Linked DNA regions of Homo sapiens: region 2 is linked to region 1. A link is a loop called in an ENCODE intact Hi-C map of the cell type or tissue named here. Cell type or tissue: PC-3. All regions are shown on one strand.

The links. Hi-C counts contacts between places; a loop is a spot of excess contacts. Peaks named below come from ENCODE experiments on the same cell type or tissue, not always from the same donor. Only the 100,000 strongest peaks of a DNase experiment are listed, where the experiment ranks them.
Region 2: a loop joins it to region 1, with 6 times the contacts of the local background. A loop is called at or near these places in 1 of 110 quality-filtered maps.

What each region holds. Positions count from the first base shown.
Region 1 is chr14:31,891,767-31,895,766 of GRCh38, forward strand. No RefSeq gene overlaps it. Among named protein-coding and RNA genes, the nearest start is that of LINC02313, 51 kb to the right of the region's middle. In PC-3, no CTCF peak of the experiment used is centred here; DNase peaks (open chromatin) are centred at 1,515 and 3,635; H3K27ac peaks cover 2,166 bases.
Region 2 is chr14:32,008,310-32,012,309 of GRCh38, forward strand. No RefSeq gene overlaps it. Among named protein-coding and RNA genes, the nearest start is that of LINC02313, 65 kb to the left of the region's middle. In PC-3, no CTCF peak of the experiment used is centred here; DNase peaks (open chromatin) are centred at 2,452 and 3,972; H3K4me3 peaks cover 444 bases; H3K27ac peaks cover 2,247 bases.

The sequences.
Region 1 (4,000 bases):
TTGTCTTAATGCGTTATCTGTTGTGTATTTGTGCTATTGTGTTTCTTCTAGTTCTTTATTTCTGAAATATGTTTAATTTTTGAGTTTTGTTGCCTCATTTCTGTGTATTTCTAGTTTTGATTTTTCATTCAGGTTTTCTATCATTTTTAAAATGTCGTCCGACTCATTTTGAAGTGTGAGTTGACAATTTTGTTGTTCTGTGGGCGTGCCTTTCCAGCATGCTTTCTTTGCCTGTGGAATGCTATTCAGCTCATATTCTTTCCCCTTGTAATAACTTTGTGTGGTATCTTGTGTGATACTTTTCTATGGCTCATTTTTAGTAAAAGTAGTTTTTCTAAACTTCAGAATGAGGAGGGGTTCAGAGCAGCTTTTCTTACTTCACTCGGCTCCTTTTGTTGTTTTTGTGTAGTATTCAAATATGGCAGCTTGCTTTCTGAGCTTTCTTGGCTCTGCTCCTCTCCCTCAGTTTGGTCTGAACTCTCCATTTCCTTTGTCTCTCTTGTCCCTATTCTGCTCCATTTTGATTGCACTCCAGCAGCTTCCCCGCAGCATGGCCCCTGTCCTAGAAGGGGGCCTGATCGGTTTGGGGAGTTGCTAGAGACCCCTTCTCACTGCAGGCCACTTGCATTCACTTGTTATTGGAGAGGGCAGCACCTCCCAGTTTCAACTGCTCTTCTCACATTGGTCCTCTGTTTTCCAGTGAATACCTGTTGTGGTTTTTCTGTTCTCAGGTTCATAAGTCACAGTCCCCATTGCTTTCCTCTTTTTCCTCCTGCACTGATAGGCCCCATGCAGGTTTAGGGATTTCTGGTAGTTTGTTTCTACTCACTTATATTTGGGGGCTCAGAGGGATACCCCTTCATCTCATTTTGTTATAAGTGTTGTCCATGGGTTTTGGGTTTTGCTATCTTGTTTTCCTATTTTTATGTGGGGACTTGGAGAGATTGAAAGACTATGCTTGCCACTACTGCTGTCTTCCCAGAATCTTCCCCTCATAGGGAGCTCTTGATAAATCTGCCCCCCACCACCCTGCTCCACCAGTTTCCTTCTCACTTAGAACAGGAAGAACTATTTTGGATTCCATGGCGGAGACCTTGAAAAGTGTTTCTGATGGGGAACTCTCTGCTCCTTTTTTTCCCTCCCTTTATTCTGCCAGGTAGATTTGAGGACGGAGGGGTTAGCGGTGTGACAGGATGGTGTGTCCATTTCCTGTCTTGTTCTACATAGGACTAAACCAAAAGAGGAGTGAGAGTGGAATGGTTCAGAGATAAAAGCTGTCTCTGCCTCACCTAAAGCTTGAGTTACTTATTGTTAAGTGAGAAGAAATATTTAAGATACAGGTTTTTTTGAGGCTTACATTACACTTCCAGGAGGAGGCAGGTGCCACAAGGGGAAACCAGCACTGTGACCTGAGAAACATTTTTAATGCTATGTTCACATGGGGAAAATTGGAGAGGTCTGGGATTTAACCCTGTCATAAAGATTAGTCATGTGCATATAAAAACACAGCAGCCCTCACAAGGTGGGGTTTCCTCCTCACTCTTGCCTCTGGAGGAAGCCTGCCATATGACTGAAGTCAGCACTCCTTCCTTCCTGGCTAGCAGGCCCTGTGTCCTCCCCAGGTCAGGGACAGACTGTCAAATCACCAGACTCTGCGATTTTTCTGTGCAGGTGCCAGGCATCCTCAGAAATCTGAGTGCTGTCCTGCTTGCAGCTCTCACTGGCAGCCAGGGCTGCATTTGAGTTGGGAGCAGGCGAGAAGGCCCCCTTTGATTGGCATTTCCTTTATTAGCTGGGAGCCTACAAACAATCAACCCTTCCAGCATGCCAGCATTCAGTGTTTGGCCCGTGAGTGTGTCTTGGTGACCTTTATTTGCATTGGCCTGCAGATAATAGTTTCCTCAGTGAGGAGGAGGCGGGAGGAGGTAAACAGCATACATGAAGCCTAAGTATTAACTGTGAGGACTTAAGTATAGGATGTGCGGCTAGGTCTGGCAACCTCAGTTCCGCTGCCCTTTGTGAAGGGGACAGGGACTATATCATTAGCCACCCTGGCCAAGCACCACTGCAGGGGCACTTACAGGTTCAAAGATTTTAGACAGTAAATAGCCAGTGACCTTCAGAGGTCCCTAAACCAGGAGGCCACACCTGATAACTATGGAAGGAACCAAAGTCAGCAATCTAGGAGAGGTTGCCAACCGGTGGCCTGCAGACGAGTTTCATTCAACTTCAGAAAGTTTGAAAAAAAATGTAATTAGTTGTCAACATATCTCCTGCTAAATATCAGGAGACTTCGTGCTTAAAAACAAACAAACAAAACAAAAAAACACCAATTTCTGACTTCTCTTGAGAAACGAGAGGACTGTAAACCATTGGCTGGAGCTGAGTGGCAGCTGCCCCCTAATTCAGGGAACTCTGTTCTTCTCCTTGCCATAGTCCTCCCTCTCCTCTACCATTAGTTTTACTCTTTTTCCTGGATTATTCCCATCAGCATACAAACCTACTGTTAGTTCTCCTTTCTTAAAAAAGTCGACCTTTCCTTGACTTTACTTCCCCTAACAGCTGCTCCCCACTTTCTTTCTCTTCTTTGCAGCAAAAACTATTTAAAAGAGTTGTTCACACTCAGTGTCTGTTTCTCTCTCCCATTCTCTTTGCAGTCAAGCTTTGACGCCCATGGCTCCACCCAGTGCCGTGTGATGTATGTCACAGTGTGATAATCTTTGTGATCAGCCTTGTGGCTTTAAAAAGCCTGTGAGTCCCAAATGCATCTCCAGCTCAGGCCTTCCTCTGGAACTGCAGTCATAGATCCAGCTGCCTACCTGATGCCTCTTCTTGGTGACTAATTGAACTCATATATCTGGCACATCCAGACTGAACTCTTGGCCCTCCCACTTTTACCAGCCAGCTTCCATGTACCTCTCAGTATCCACTCTCCACCTTCCCCAACCTCCCTCACTTTCGGCCCTGGGAGAATGACTTGTATGTGCCCTTCTACTCTCTGGCTTCTGGTTGTCAGATCTGAAGAGAGAGGAGAGCAAGGTCAGAGTGTTTGATTCCTCAGCGTAGTCCAGGGCTGACTGCATCCCTCTATCAAAGGCAAGTCAACACAGCCATCTCCTCAGGATCCTTTCCTTTCTGAGCAGTTAGGCCTAGGGCTGGTCACTGCCTGCTGTTTACCAGCCTTGGGGTATCGTGCTCTCACTTGTGGTTTCGCTACCCCCTGCCCAAACCTTTGTAAATAGCCTCTTCATGAAACCCTCCATGAATTAACCTAATTTGAGTGTGCCATCTGTTTCCTGCTAGGACCTTGATTGTACCCCATATTGTCACCCTTTTTATTTGAAGAGGATATTTTGGAGAGTGACCACCCCTTGCATGAGGACGGTTAGCAAGGCGAACATGTGCCCATCATTTTAATGTTACACTTTGATGGAAGCTGGAGGGAAAGCAGAGCCACACAATCATTCCAATAAATACCTGTAATTAGACCTTCACCCAAGGGGACAGATAACAATTTGGAAGTAAATGCAAATGAGATGAAAGAGCATTTGCCTTAGATAATAACTCTTTTGTATAAGTCGCAGACTCGTGATTCACTCCAGCTGTGGGAATGTAAAACTGTGATTCATAGAAACCTCCAAAGAAGGCTGTGAACTGCATTCCTATGCATTTGCAGCCATTTTTGCCAAGATACATGTAATAGGGGAATATTGCCTCTCCCTACTCTGAAGAGTTGACATTGTGTTAGCTGCCAGAGACAGAGAAAACCATTATTAATTTATCTACAGACACTGACCCAAGCCACTCAGTAAACAGGATGATCAATGCAAGGATTATGTTTCATTGATGCCATTGTTTACTCTTGTTAATGCTATTTATATGCTCAGCAAAAACTCCCACAAGATCCCAGTGCTTCACAGTTTTTTAAAATCTGATTGATTATAAATGGAAGAAATATGGTAGCTCATCTACCGGGGATGGTTGGGACAGCAGAAGGGGA
Region 2 (4,000 bases), 120 kb after region 1:
CTGTCCCTTATCTTCTCCTAATAGCTCTCTTTTCTTTCTTTCTCTCTCTCTCTCTCTCTCTCTTTTTTTTGAGACAGGATCTCGCTTTGTCATCCAGGCCGGAATACAGTGGCATGATCATGGCTCACTGCAGCCTCCAACTCCTGGGCTCAAGTGATCCTCCTACCTCAGTCTCCTGAGTAGCTAGGACTATAAGCACACACCACCACACCAGCTAATTTTTAAATTTATTTTTATTTTTATAGAGACAGGGTTTCACTATGTTGCCCAGGCTGGCCTCGAACTCGTGGCCTCAAGCAGTCCTCCTGCCTCAGCCTCCCAAAGTGCTGGTATTACAAGCATAAGCCAATATGCCCAGTCTCTCTCTCTTTCTTTCTTTTCTTTTCTTTCCTTCCTTCCTCCCTCCCTCCCTCCTTTCCTCCCTCTCTCTCTTTCTTTCTCTCTTCCTTCCTTTCTCTCTTTCTCTCTTCCTTCCTCCCTCCCTTCCCCTTCCTTACTTCTTCTCTTTCCTTCCCTTCCATTCCATTCCCTTCCCTTCCTCCCTACCTCCTTCCCTCTCTCCCTCCATCCCTTTCTCCCTCCATTCCTTTTTTCCTTTCTTTCTCTCTGTCTCTTTCTCTCTGTCTCTTTCTCTCTCCCTTTCTTTCTTTCTTTTTCCCTTATGAATCATGTTCTCTGCACCTTCCAGAGCCGTGGTTGGAAAAATTAGATTGCTTCTTGGAATCTACAGTAGAATGTCTGGTTGAAAATCACTTCTGGAAAAGCCAGGATAGCCAGAACAGGCCTTCAGATTTGTTTATTCATTCAACAAATATTTATTGAGCAGCTATTTATGTGCAGACCTCTGAGATTAAAGTTATTGGCAACCTATAAGCCAGAAGAGAGATAGTTTTACCCATTTGACATATAGGCTTAATTGAAGATTAAGGGTTGTCCTAAACAACCTTGTTTTATTCCCTGGCCCTATGTTCATAATCACTAATTATTGCTACAAAACAAAGTGCCCCCAGAGAACTTTTACAAATATTTTAAACATCCTAATGGTCATACTGGTTTGCCTTGGATGTCACTAGATTGTGAATGGTAATTAGTTTTCTTTTTCCAGCTGAGGGCCCCTTAGGCATTGCCATGTCTGGCCCTTTCAAATTCTTTCTGAGCAATTGGTTTCTAGATAATTGTAATCAGTCGTTTCCTATGGGCAAACCCTTCTCAATAATGAGCTCATCATCCCATCAGGTGAAAATGCAGCAGCACAATTAATATTTTGGGGATGAAAACAAATTACTGTTTGCTGAATAATGAGCCCTGAGTCCTGTTTTAGAGCTGAATATGCAGTGCAAGACCAAAATTTAATTCTTTTCATGAGAACTGACAGACTTTACTTCAAACCAACTACACTTCATTAAAACTGTGATAACAGTCTGCAAAGCAGCATAGAAATATTGCAGCTGTGGGCTCTCAGAGAGAAGGAAAGAATCCTTATATTGTTCAAATATGACACAATGCGTTTGTAATGGAGTCACTCCATCCCAGATATATTCGGATTCAATGCACTGATTCTCCTCCCCTGCCACTCGGGTTCACTTAATGGTGAAAGGGAGGCAGCAGCCAAAGCAGCCAATTCTCTTACTTGCTTTAGACTGTACAGAAACTGAGCCACCCGAGTTGGGGGTGCCAGGGTGCAGAAGGATAAGAAGGGTAAATCCCACTGAAGAAGAGTCTGGTACGAGGACCAACAGCAATTTGGGCAGGTCACGTCCAGCCAAGATGTGGAGGAGGAAAATGTGGGTGGAGACTCAATGGGCTTCGTGGAGGTAGAGGTGATGACCACCCTTTGTGACTGCATGAGTCACTCTGCCTTTGGATGAGGGATTTGGGGCCCGAGGCCACTCAGAGAACATCTCCAGGAAGCCTTTTCTAACTCCCCGGACTGTGAGATGGCCTCTCTGTGCTCCCAAGGTGCCTTGAACACACTCCTCTACAGTTCTTACCACCTGCTGAAATTGTCTGCTTTTTCACAGTGGTTGGCACCATGGTCTTTGGAGAAAGGCAGTATGGCTTTGTCACTAATTAGCTGTGTGACCTTAGGCAAGTCACATAACCTCTCTGAGCCTCAGCTTCCTTACAAATAATATTTAATAGGGTAGATGTGGGAATTAAAATGAGTTAGTAAAAGGCCTGGCATATACTAATCGTTATTACCATCATCATTAGTGATATCATCTTTTCTACTCCATCATAAGTTTCTCAAATGCAGGGTTCACATTATTTATCTTCATCTACTAAGAGTTCAGCACACAGATGCTCTCAATAAAGGTCTATTCAACAGATTTCACATCAGCAGCTGCTAGATCATAGTAAGAGGACAGATGTGCCTTTCTTGGGAAGATGATTGCCCTGGAGGAAGCTAACAGTCAACAGTGACTCAGAGATAGTCACCTCCTCCCCTGTGTGTTCACAGTGGTCAGTGAGAAGTGATAGCAATGACCTTTCCTGTGAGAGGTTAGAATAGGAAAGATTTCTTGATAAGAAGATGGTATGACAAATTCAAAGAATCTTTCACCAGAAACAAGCTCTGAGCCAGTGTGACTATTCAGGCCTGTCTCCCAGGAAAAGCTTCCTGATAGAGCCCGGCATTATGTGTGTAGAAAACGTAGCTGTGGGTTAACTTTTTACCCCTCTCCATCTGCACTGCCTTTAGTGGGCTTCCAGTGGTGGGGGTTGGGGGCGTTCTCTGGTTAGCTTGGCTGCCCACACTGTGCCTATGTGTGCTATGCACTCACACGGGCCTCAGTCCTAATGAGAGTTATTGGAAGCCGAAGGCGCTTCTGAGGGAGGATTTCTCTGTACAAACAGCCACATTTGCTCGTATCTGAGATATACAGGTGTGGTCAGGTCTAAGGGGAAGAACATGGATAATTTTCCAGCTCCTTTTTAGACCTTTGAAGGCAGGAAATAATTGGGGTTTGTGTGTTTGTATGTGTGTGATGAGAGAGAGAGAGAAAAAAATAAGAAGATAAGAAGAAGAGAAGGGAAACTCATGGCATTTCTAAGCAAATTGTTTCCACAATAATGTTGCCCCTCTTAAAATTAGCATAGTTCGTGAAATGCAGAGCTGTGTTGTGACTCAGAAATATTTCAGACAGCAGTGTTTCCACCAATTCATCAGAGATGTTATTAAGCCAGAGAATGACTAAAATCTGGTGATATAGGTGAAATAAAAACTGCTTTCAGCAGCCTTTCTCAAGGAGTGAGACTGGCTCGCCTCTGGCACAGTGGACTTCAAAATTAAAGGGGGAGACATTCGTGTGATATGGTAGCAAAAATACAGCTAAGGAGAAAGCCTCATTATGAGCAAGCAATAGAAGAGAAAATGCCAGTAGGCATTGAGACGTCCGAACTGTGGTCCAGAACCTGCTACTAACTAATGTGTGACCTTGGGCAAGTCACTTCATTTCTTTAGACCTCAGTTTTTGCATCTGGCAAATCTCCTCCAGCTCTAATATTGTAACTTATTAAAGCATAGAAGTACATCCAAATGAAATGATAAATAAGACATAGCTATATTATTTCCCTATCTTTGTACATTGGAATTGTGATTGTGTGTTAGTCCATGTTTATCAATGTCTAGACAATATTCAAATGGGCTCTATATCAATTCTCTTTCCAGTGTTTCCTACAATGAAAATTTCTGTATCCTTAAAAAAATGAAAAGATCCCCAAATCGTGGCATCTAATTTAAGAGATGATTTCTACCACTACTTCTTTCATCCAGTTCTTTAATAAGCATGTTTAATACCAACTGTGTGCCCAGTGCTGTTGAAAGGAAGATGGCAATAAGACTGCATTTAAGAAACCACCACAGAATCATGGCCTAACAAAACAATATTAGCAGCATCTTGGCATCTGTCCCAGGATCTGACCTGCACATACATTTTGAAGTGAGCATTTACATGAGTATTTTAGCTGAAGGCAGCTAAAATTCCAGGGCACACCTACC